Regions from separate parts of the Homo sapiens genome. Here region 2 is linked to region 1. A link is a loop called in an ENCODE intact Hi-C map of the cell type or tissue named here. Cell type or tissue: GM12878. All regions are shown on one strand. Region 1 has its middle 76 kb from the start of PRL. Region 2 overlaps CASC15 (cancer susceptibility 15).

Evidence for each region. A loop is a pair of places that touch in the nucleus more often than their neighbours do. Peaks named below come from ENCODE experiments on the same cell type or tissue, not always from the same donor. Only the 100,000 strongest peaks of a DNase experiment are listed, where the experiment ranks them.
Region 2: it touches region 1 in a loop (2.2-fold over the local background); 1 of 110 quality-filtered maps calls a loop at or near these places.

What each region holds. Positions count from the first base shown.
Region 1 is chr6:22,370,159-22,375,158 of GRCh38, reverse strand. It overlaps a transcript of LOC105374971 not described here. Among named protein-coding and RNA genes, the nearest start is that of PRL, 76 kb to the right of the region's middle. In GM12878, no CTCF peak of the experiment used is centred here; a DNase peak (open chromatin) is centred at 2,018; H3K27ac peaks cover 1,465 bases.
Region 2 is chr6:22,066,319-22,071,318 of GRCh38, reverse strand. The region is part of intron 8 of CASC15 (cancer susceptibility 15); the gene reads right to left. Among named protein-coding and RNA genes, the nearest start is that of NBAT1, 78 kb to the left of the region's middle. In GM12878, no CTCF peak of the experiment used is centred here; a DNase peak (open chromatin) is centred at 2,588; H3K27ac peaks cover 1,353 bases.

The DNA of each region.
Region 1 (5,000 bases):
ACAGGTTAGGAACCCTGTGTGGGGACTGTGTAGACAAGATATGAGGCCAGTTCTCCCCAAGGGGCTTGTATTGGCTCTGCATGTCAAGCTTGATTCCTTAAAGGGAAACACACCCTTTCAGTAAAAGCATTGGTAAAGTAACCAGTTTTTCCAATTGTGTCCTGTTGACAAAGAAAAATGGATTCTTATTGCACTGATGCAAACAACTATATTGCCGTAAGAGTACTCACAGAGAGTCTCCAAATTCTAGAGGAACCAGGCAGAGAAAAATAAACATGGTCCAAATTTTGTTCACAGGAGTATACCCTACTCAATTATTAAAGGCCATAAATAGTTTAAAATAACTTTCCTTGACTCTGAAAATCAAAACAAGGATCAGCAGTATTCCAAGCAAAAGTTAAAAAGGTTCCTTTAACTTTCTAAGTGTAGTCCACTCAGTTAACTTTCGTTTTGCTTTACATTTGTCAACATGTCAGCTCTTTATGAGTCTCATACATTCTTTATTTCAATGTTACAATCTTTAAAGCTATTAAAAACCTGCATTTGTGAACACCTATTAAAGTCCTTAATATAGCTTGATTATAAACCATCTTTTGAGAAGGAACAAAGCAAGATAACAATTTTCTGCAAAATGACAAATTTCCAGGATAGTTCCAGTTAAAAATACGACTGACAAGTTTATTTATCTTTGTGGCTTATAATAACTTTACCCTTAATTATAATTGATAGTATATACTTAGATATTAGAATTTTAGAAATCCCATATAATTTTGGAACATATATTAGTATTATTCACCAAAATATAACTTAAAGAAGTTTGGACATCATTTTGGCAATCTCATATGACTAAACATGTCAAATGATCCTGTCTACCTCTTTTCTGAATGTTTCAGGAGCCCTTTGAACCATCCAAAAAGCCAGGCATCAGGAAGGACAATTTCCAGGTTGCCATAAATTATTTTGCCAAAATGATGACTCAAAAGGCAAAAACCTTTATTAGCCTTTACTATGACATGAAAATTTTGTTCAAAGCAAAATTTTACCCTTGTATTAGTTTATTAATGTTAACCCCAATTCGTTTACATGAAACCTTATAGATTATTCCATGTAATCCTAACTAATTTGACCATGAGGTGAAATCTTTACAAACCTTTTATAATAACCCTTTTACTAAAGGGCAGATGAGTGTCTTAAGACCTCCTTGCTATGCTTTTATTTTAATGCTTAATTTATGAAAAGACCATATAGATGTTATGGGAGAAGATGGTGCAGTGCTTCTACCATGCATTTCATTACAAAGCAACCCAAAGCCAATTGGTTTATTTTGTAATTAGCCCATCCCTGATGGGAGTCTCATCTCCCAGTAGGGAGTGGGGATGCTTCCTTATCTTCCAGGTGGCCAAGAGCATGCTTCTCTGATTTATAACTACTATTAGCCATCCCTTACAGTGTATTTTTTAGCTAGTTATTACAGACCAAAGTTCTCTCATAATGCAAAGTATTTCTGATCCCCCCCAAACTCAAAACTGGCAGATAACACAATGCAAAACAGGACAGAGCCTTTGATTTTGAAAGGGATCTATCTCCTTTTAATTCCCGGAGTTTCACGAGGAAAACGGAGGGTTTTTTCCCCAAAACGGGGTTTGTGGCACCTCCTCTGTTTTTCCCCAGGAGTCCCACACTACCAGAAGTTATTTTAGGGCCTTTTATGCATGCATTAAGAGTGGTAAGACAAAAAATGGAGAAAAATAATTCAGTTAACTGAGAAGAAAAGAGCCTTTTTCTAGAAAAACAAGATTCGAGAAAAGAAAAACATAAAGACCTTTAAAATATACCTAAAACTTGAATATCTACTTTTAATTAAGCTGTGCATTCTTTAAAAAAATCCTTTTATATCTCTTGTTACTTGACTTTAGCCACACCAAGCAGTTCAGATTTTCACCTTTTGAACTTTACAAAAAGTACCCTTCTGGGTGAAACCAATGAGCCTTAATTAGGTTATGACTTAACCACAAGTGTACAAGATATTTTTTAAGGCGTGATAGGCAGCTTTTGAAACTGTCAATGCAAAACTGTCACTGAGAGAGTGAAAGAGATTTGACCCAAACAACTCCATTTTGTTTCCAGCCCCCAAGCTGTTCTTGCCCATTCCTGGCCATAGACTGAACCAATTTTGGGAGCAGCCGGGTTTACAGTCTATAGTCTAAAACAAAGATGGTAACAGCAGCTTTCCAAGATATATTTCCCTCTTACCTGGAGACCAGACCAAGAAACTAGCCACAGGATTATAAACTATGGCCCAAGAGCCATGCAGCTGGAGGCTACGAGATTTTGACCCTCCCTAAACTGCTCTGAAGATAGTGCTTAAGATATTTTGTAAACCCTGCCCTTGATGGATCAGCTGGCACCACCCAGATTGACAAACTGGCATATCTGATTTAGCACAAGAAGACAGCCACGATTGTAAAATGGCGGAGACTAAAATAAAGTATTGCCACGCGGTTACAGATTATGTTTCCAAAGACATGAAACAAGATGGAGACCTGTAGCCAAGTTTTCCAGCGACCGCTTTCTTGGGCTGGCTTGAACAGCAGGCTTAATGGCTCCTGGGCCTGCATCCTAACCTAAGACACCCTTTCTCCGACAGAACCATATAGAAAGACATGCAAAGTACACAAGATTGTCTGCAGCTTAAGACCAACCTTACAAATCCTTTTTCATTAATTATACATTTACAGAGAACATCAACGGTGATCCTTATTATCCCTTTTACCAGTTTGCACAGGGAGAGAGAAGCCAAAAGCCCACCTGGTAAGAAATGTTTACCCTTTTGCCGGCCAGGCTTCTGGGTTCCCTCGTCCCTAGCTCAACTCTACACCAAGCATTTTAAGATTTGGAAAATTAACTTTTCCCAGGCAGGTTGTAAGAACATTATACAAGAGATAGAAGCCATTTTAAACCACAAAAGAAGGAAAAAACACCATAGAAAGGAGTTTCAATTAGGGTTGTTAAGAGGTAATACCTCTCTTCCTATTGGGAATGGTGATTCCCCTATTTCTTGGCCTTCCCTATTTTCTCTTTTCCCTTCTGGCCTACTATAGGAGACATACTGCTCATCTCCAGAATTTTCTTCTGCTTGCTGAGTTGCCTGTTTTTAGCTGCAGTGAGGGTTTGACTTAGCAGCAATATAACATCCCTCCATGTGAGATCAAATACCTGAGTTAAATTTTGGAAAGCTTCTATATACCTCTCAGGGTCGTCAGAAAAGTCAGCCTCAGTTTCCCTTTACTTGCCTAAGGTCCTGCAATAAGAAGGGAACTTGAAGGGGCCCCAAATAAGGAAGACCCTCAGATGATTTCCTTGAAAGTTACTTTTTTAATTTGGGGGAACTATTTTGCCTGGGCCTGTCCGATATCGTTGCTAAAAGAGCTGGGTTGATCTTGCAACACTTGCAAAGGTCTAGTAGAAAGGCCATACCCTTGTGCAAAAGAAAATAAGCCACTGTTCTTCAAAGTTTCAAGGTCAAAGGAGTCCCAATGCTTCAACATACACTCCAGTGGAGTGCATGTTGAAGATGATCTGTTACCCATCTAGAAAGAGAAGTGAGAATAAAAGCATCCTTTTAGTCTCCTTCCTTTCAGTATGTGATCCAGGATGGAGATGAAAACAGTAGAGGGTGTCCTCCCAACTATTTTCTCTCCGTCGCTCCTGGATTCCCGGCACCAGCTTAAATGTGCTGCCCATGACTGCAGGCATGACGCTCCAAGCCATGGCACCAGAGGAACTGAGTTTTGGGCCTTAGTCACCATGTCCCCAAGCAATCAGTTCTCTGCCTTTTATTTCCCTTCGATCTCCTAGACTTGTGTGGCCTATGTGCCTTCCAAAAAATGGATCTCAAAAAAACCATGTAATTGGGCAAGGCCCCTTTAAGGGAGGGGGGCGTGCTAGGTTGAACTCTATATTCTGCTATTATGGCCCATGCTAAAGCATGTACCCATAGAAGAATGGTTCCGGTTAACCTCCAGACTCAAAATCCCCTTACTAATTAAGTACTGTCTTAATAGGAGACAAAATCGATGCCTTAACAGAACATAAGAACCGAATGGCTGTTTTCCTGCCTGTGGGACAGTATCAAGACTCAAACTTGGCTTTGGAAGGCATCTTACTCCAAACCGTTAAAAGCAGAAACTTCCCATTCCCAGAAGAGGCCTAGGGCCTGATTTCTACTAGGTAGCTTAGAAATACCATGTGCTCACCAGAGAAAATGTAGAGAGGGAGACATTGATTGAGTTACTGCCTGCCATGATTCACGATCTTTTCCAACAGAACTGTTTCCCTGAACTGTAAAGATTCCTGCACATAAGACACACAGAGAGAAGGCAAGAGACCACAGATAGAAAGAGAAAGTTTGGTGACAGGGTAGCTAGAAGAGAGCCTTGAGATTAAAGGACAGATTTAAAGTTGAAATCTGCTCCATATTCACCAGTCTGATGATTGAATTTCCTTTCCCGCCCCATGCACCAAAATGATACGGCTCTGATGAGTGGAGGAACACCAGGGTTCTTGGTCCTCATGCCGGTTTAGATAATATGACATGGACACACATGGAGTGGTTTTAAGGAGCGGAGAGTTTAATAGGCAAGGAGAAAGGGAGAAGACAGAAGAAAGAAGCTCCCCAGTACAGAGACAGTCTGGGGGGGAGCTCCAAAGCTAAAAGAGGAGGTCCCCCCAACCATTTTTATCCTCTTTCCTCTCCTGCCAGATCCTTTCCCTTTGGAACCTTGTGACTTTCAGCACACAAAACAAACCCTGATACAGCTTGATCATAGTTGGTTCCCTCTGGCTCCAGACAAATAGAAGGCTTGGGAAAGGCCCAGAGGAGCCTAGAAATGCCTTCTTAGGTCTGCATGAATGTGGATGATGTTCTGCGGTTTCTCAGTTACACTGAGGTATGCATCCTGTTCATTTCAGTCAGATGATCATTTCTTGTCTGCTGTATT
Region 2 (5,000 bases), 300 kb after region 1:
TCACTGACAATTAGACATACAGTGTCAGAAGGGATGTAATCTCCCTACAGATATTTAACAACGATACTGAAATGTAGGTCACACCTCTAAAAACTGATGCCCAATTTTTGTGCATCAATAACTACCACATGTACAGATTTTCCACCACTGCTGCCACCATCACAACTGTGAACATCCCCTCCACAGCCCAACATTGAGGCCTTAATTCCTATAACTCTAAAGAGATAAGAATGCTGACTGCATTACTTAGGACAGGCTGGATAATGCTGCAGGAACACACCACCTCTACCTAAATCCCCATGACTTGTAGTAACTGAAGCTTAATTCTTGCTTACATGACATGTTCAACCTCGGTCGGGAGGTCTTTCCATCATAGCCCCTCATCACATGACCAGACTGTGTAGGCTCTCTCGTGGCCTGTGCTTCAACCAATGTAAGGGGAAGGGGATGAAGCAAATCACATGGCAACTCTTAAAGCTTCATCTGGGAAGTGACACATGTGACTTCTGCCACATTTCATGGCAAGCCACTTTCATAGTCATGCCTAGACTTAAAGGAGGCAAGAAAGTACAACTGTGCTGAGTGTGCCCAAGGAAGGCCATCAGAATATCTGTGAGCCTTCCTAATTGCCATAGGAGTCTCACAAAGGCTTGAAAGAAACACACACACACACACACACACACACACAGACCTGTACCAGAGCACATAAAGACTATCATTTGATTCCTAAGGTACACAGATCCCATCTTCTTCTTACTTACATTCCTAGCACCCAGTGCAGGGAACTCAATGTCTCCTTGACGAAAGAAATAACAGAGCAATGGGGCCAATTGTCTCTGATAGGTCTCACTTCTTAGCACCCCAGGGTTAATATGGCAGGTTAAGCTGGAAATTTCTTTCTGCTTTTAAAAACAACGATAACAACAGGCTGGGTGTGGTGGCTCAGGCCTATAATCCCAGCACTCTGGGAGGCCAAGGCCGGCGGATCACTTGAGGCCAGGAGTTTGAGACCAGCCTGGCAAAACCTTGTCTCTACTAAAAATACAAAAATTAGCTGGGCATGGTGTCACACACCTGTAGTCCCAGCTACTTGGGAGGCAGAGGCAGGAGAATCGCTTGAACCCAGGAGGCAGAGGTTGCGGTGAGCTGAGATCGTGCCACTGCACTCCAGCCTGGGTGACAGAGCAAGACTCTGTCTCAAAACAAAAACAAAAAGAAAGAAAAAAAAAAAACAGAAAAAATGAATGCGTGACATCATCTATGTTCTTTAAGTACATCTCTGGTTCTCTATAGGACAGTGAAGGAGTGTTTAGTCTCTAGTAAGCTTTCTGAGACAAAAATTCATAAAGATACATGGAAGAGTTTCCTTGCTAGACATTTAAAAGAAACCAAAAGAATATTTTACCACTCACCTACCCCTTAACACAAATGCAAATTTTTTTTCCCATTAAGCGCTCAGGGACAGAGTATTCCATTTTAACACGAATAAGTCTCTCTTATACATAAGAAACAGCAAAAGAATATCGTATAAATCTTGCTTTCCCAAGAAATAGTCCAAAAAAAAAAATGTGTTATCTGAGAGAGAAACTAGAAGGTCAAATGGGAAAAGAGACACAGAAGAAGAACCTTATTTTCTCCAGCTCAGAAATACTTCCCTACCATTCCTTCTCTGGTACATTAACCTTGCCCTACTCCCTGAACTTTTAATGGGGAAGAGTGAAGGAAATTTATTGGTGGGAGACTTAGGAGGCTTTTAGTAATGTTAGAATACTGCTTACTGTTTACTAGATACATGGAGAGACTTAAATAAAAAATTCATGCCAACAGTATCTGTACAAGCGACCAGCTGTTCTTATTTATTCCAACAGACATGGTTACATAGGACTCCAGGCTCTATTATCCAGGCTCAGACAGCCACTCTGGCAACAACTGCACAGGGTTTGAAGCATTTCAGGTCCCAGAACAAGCCCTTCATTTCACAGAGAAGTGCTGAAGATCGTTTATTCCAGTAAGAACTCAAAATTCTACCCAAAAGCTATCACCAGAGGAAGAAAAAAAAAAACCTCACCAATTTTTCAGGCTCAGCTCCTAAATTAAACTTTCTTTCTCCCTCTCATGCCCAAGACCAACCAGAACCCACCAGCTCTGTCATCAATGACTGACTCCATCACATGAAACAGGACCAGAGGCTGATAATCCCAGTTTAGTAGAGTCTCTCCATGGTAAACTTTGAGAGAATTCGTATCCTTCCATCCTAGAGTGACTTTGTATACAGGCATCTCGTTTGAAAGGTGTGTGAGCACTCTTTTTTGTTATTTTTACTTTCTGATCAATATCAGCAAATGGCTGAGAACTGTATAATTATGAGAAAGCAGCTCTAAAGAATACTAGCTTTCATGTATTGAAAGGGACTAGTGTAAAGGCAGCAACTACAGTAGCAACTGACATTCATGAGTGTTTTCTAAAGCACTGGGTTTTATACCACAAGCTTCATCATCTCACTTAAACCTTAAAATAACCCTATGACATGTGCTTAGTAATTTCATTCCAAAGAGTGCAGTATGGGAAAAAGTCGGGGGAAGGCAAATTTGCAGTGAAGAGACTTGGCACCATGACCTCAGCCAGGTTATCAAGATCAACATCTATAGTGATACGTCATGGTGATCATAGGTACTCTTGATATGATGGTGGAGAATGGTGCTTCACCTCTGTGGTCTTCCTCTGAAAAAACCCATAACCAAGTCCAATCATGAGATGAATTTCAGTTGAAGGACATTCTACAAAATATCTGACCAGCACGCCTCAAAACTGTTAAGCTCATTAAAACAAGGAAAGGCTGAAAAACCCTCATAGTTCAGAGGAATCTAAAGAGACATGACTACTAAATGCAATGTCGTATCCAGTATGACCCTGGAACAGAAAAGGATATTAGGGAAGAACCAGTGAAATATAAAGATAAAAAAAAAAAAACCCAAACTGTGGAGTCATTTAATAGGCAAGTCCCAATGTTGAATTTTTTTTGACAAGCATACATAATAAGGTAACAAGAAAAGGAACCAGGCAAGGGATGTAAGACTACACTCTTCCTTTTTTTGCTACATTTCTGTAAATCTAAAACTACTTAAAAATTAAAAGTTTTTTTTTTAAACTCTGAGGATGATTCTCTTATCTCCATTCTAGAGATGAAAAGCTATAGGTTCAATAACTAACTTCTCAACATTATAATACAGAGCAAAAGAACCCTTCAGATATGCCTACTTCACATTTAAGCCACCAATGGAATAGAGCTGTGGGATAGGCCCTTGCATAAGATTTATAAAAACTACTTAATGCCAGATACATGCTGAGAAAATTAAACTGAAAGAATTTATTTCACTTACATTCCTCGTAATGAGATACTTTTATTTTAGCATATACTCTTAAGCAAAGGGGCCATAACATACTTTCTAAATATTTCATCCTTATTTCCCATCACAAATTTCAATTACTCAGTCAATGCTATGTGATGATCACATTTAAACAAAATTAGCTTAGGATTTTGCCAAAATGTTGACACTTTAACATTCCCTGAGAGAAGGCGGCATCAGCCAATGGACCTTTCACCCTATAATGTCCTATCTTTTAGCTACTCTTATTTGTGACACCCACATTTTCTCTTCTGATACACTAACTGGATATTTTGGTGCTGGTGAACTCAGCCTGCTGCCATAACACAGGATCAGTGAGTTACAAGTTAGGGTGCCCCTCAAAAGAGAATGACTACATCAGTATAAAGAAAGCCTAGCTTATACTTTGAGTTTCTTCAGATCCTGAGACATAGAAGATCAGCTGTGGCTGCTCTAAAACTCTGAAGACAACTAAATGCCCTCTGAAATATAAATTCTAACAGTGTTATCTACCAAACCAGTGTTTCCCACAGTGTGAAGCCAGCCTCTCTGGGAAAACTCCAATATCCTCCCAGGAAGGCTCAAGCAGTCCAAGACATATTCTTTTTTTCCTTGGGACTTGCCAAAATCAGACAGTAGGATTCAACAAATATTTCTAAATACTGTACTTAATATATTGTTCCCTGTGAGAATATAAAGTGGAAGCGATCCAGCAAGTAAGAAAACAGGCTGCCTTCTGTGTGTGATTAGATTAGCCTGCCTAAAGACATGTTTTTCTCAATCTTGTTCTATTTACAAGTCTTTTTTTGTTTGTTTTTTAAAGGGCAAGTGATTTCTTGAATTATTGATTTTACTACTCAGGGCTTGTCTCAGGAAGAGCTAAATCTCTTTTTCCTCCCTTTATACTTCAAACTATCCCAAGGCAATTCGTTAAAGGCATCATGTCTGTTTTAACGAGAGGAAAGGATGGAGAGAAGAAGGGGGAAGTGAAAATGACAATTTTCCCACAAAATCATAGCAAAAGAGCAATAGAATAACCAATGGGCTAACTCTCCCGATTCAATGGACAATGGAAATAGAGCCAAATCCAAAGTTTAACTTCTTCCCTTCACCAATCAATAGGAAAGAAAGAACCAAGTTCAAGAATCCATAATCATCCCCGCAGACAGGCAGACAGAAGACAAAGACAAACACACAAACACACACAAGGAAAGCAACTGTGGCACATTGGCACTGACCCAAAACAAACCCTTCCTCTCAAGAACCTTTCTGTTTTTATAACTTATGAAAAACTTTTTCAGAGTTTTAAAACTCAAAAAAAATCTTCATTTTGGAGCCCTTGATGGTTCAGGCTGGAATTTTTTTTTTCTAATCTCACACCAGTATGAGAAGTCATGTTAAGAGGTCATTTGAAGGATTAAACTTCTAAGATCATTTTCATGAGAAAGAGACTGAACATCAGAAGACTGTCCTTTGGGTAGATTCTTAAGGGCTCAGAGAAGAATTTGAACTCCTCAATGAGCATCTCCACATCAGCCTGAATCCTAACCCTCTTTCAGTCAGACATCCCAAATCTAAACCTCCTATTTAAGGCCTCAGAGTCTCAACATTCCA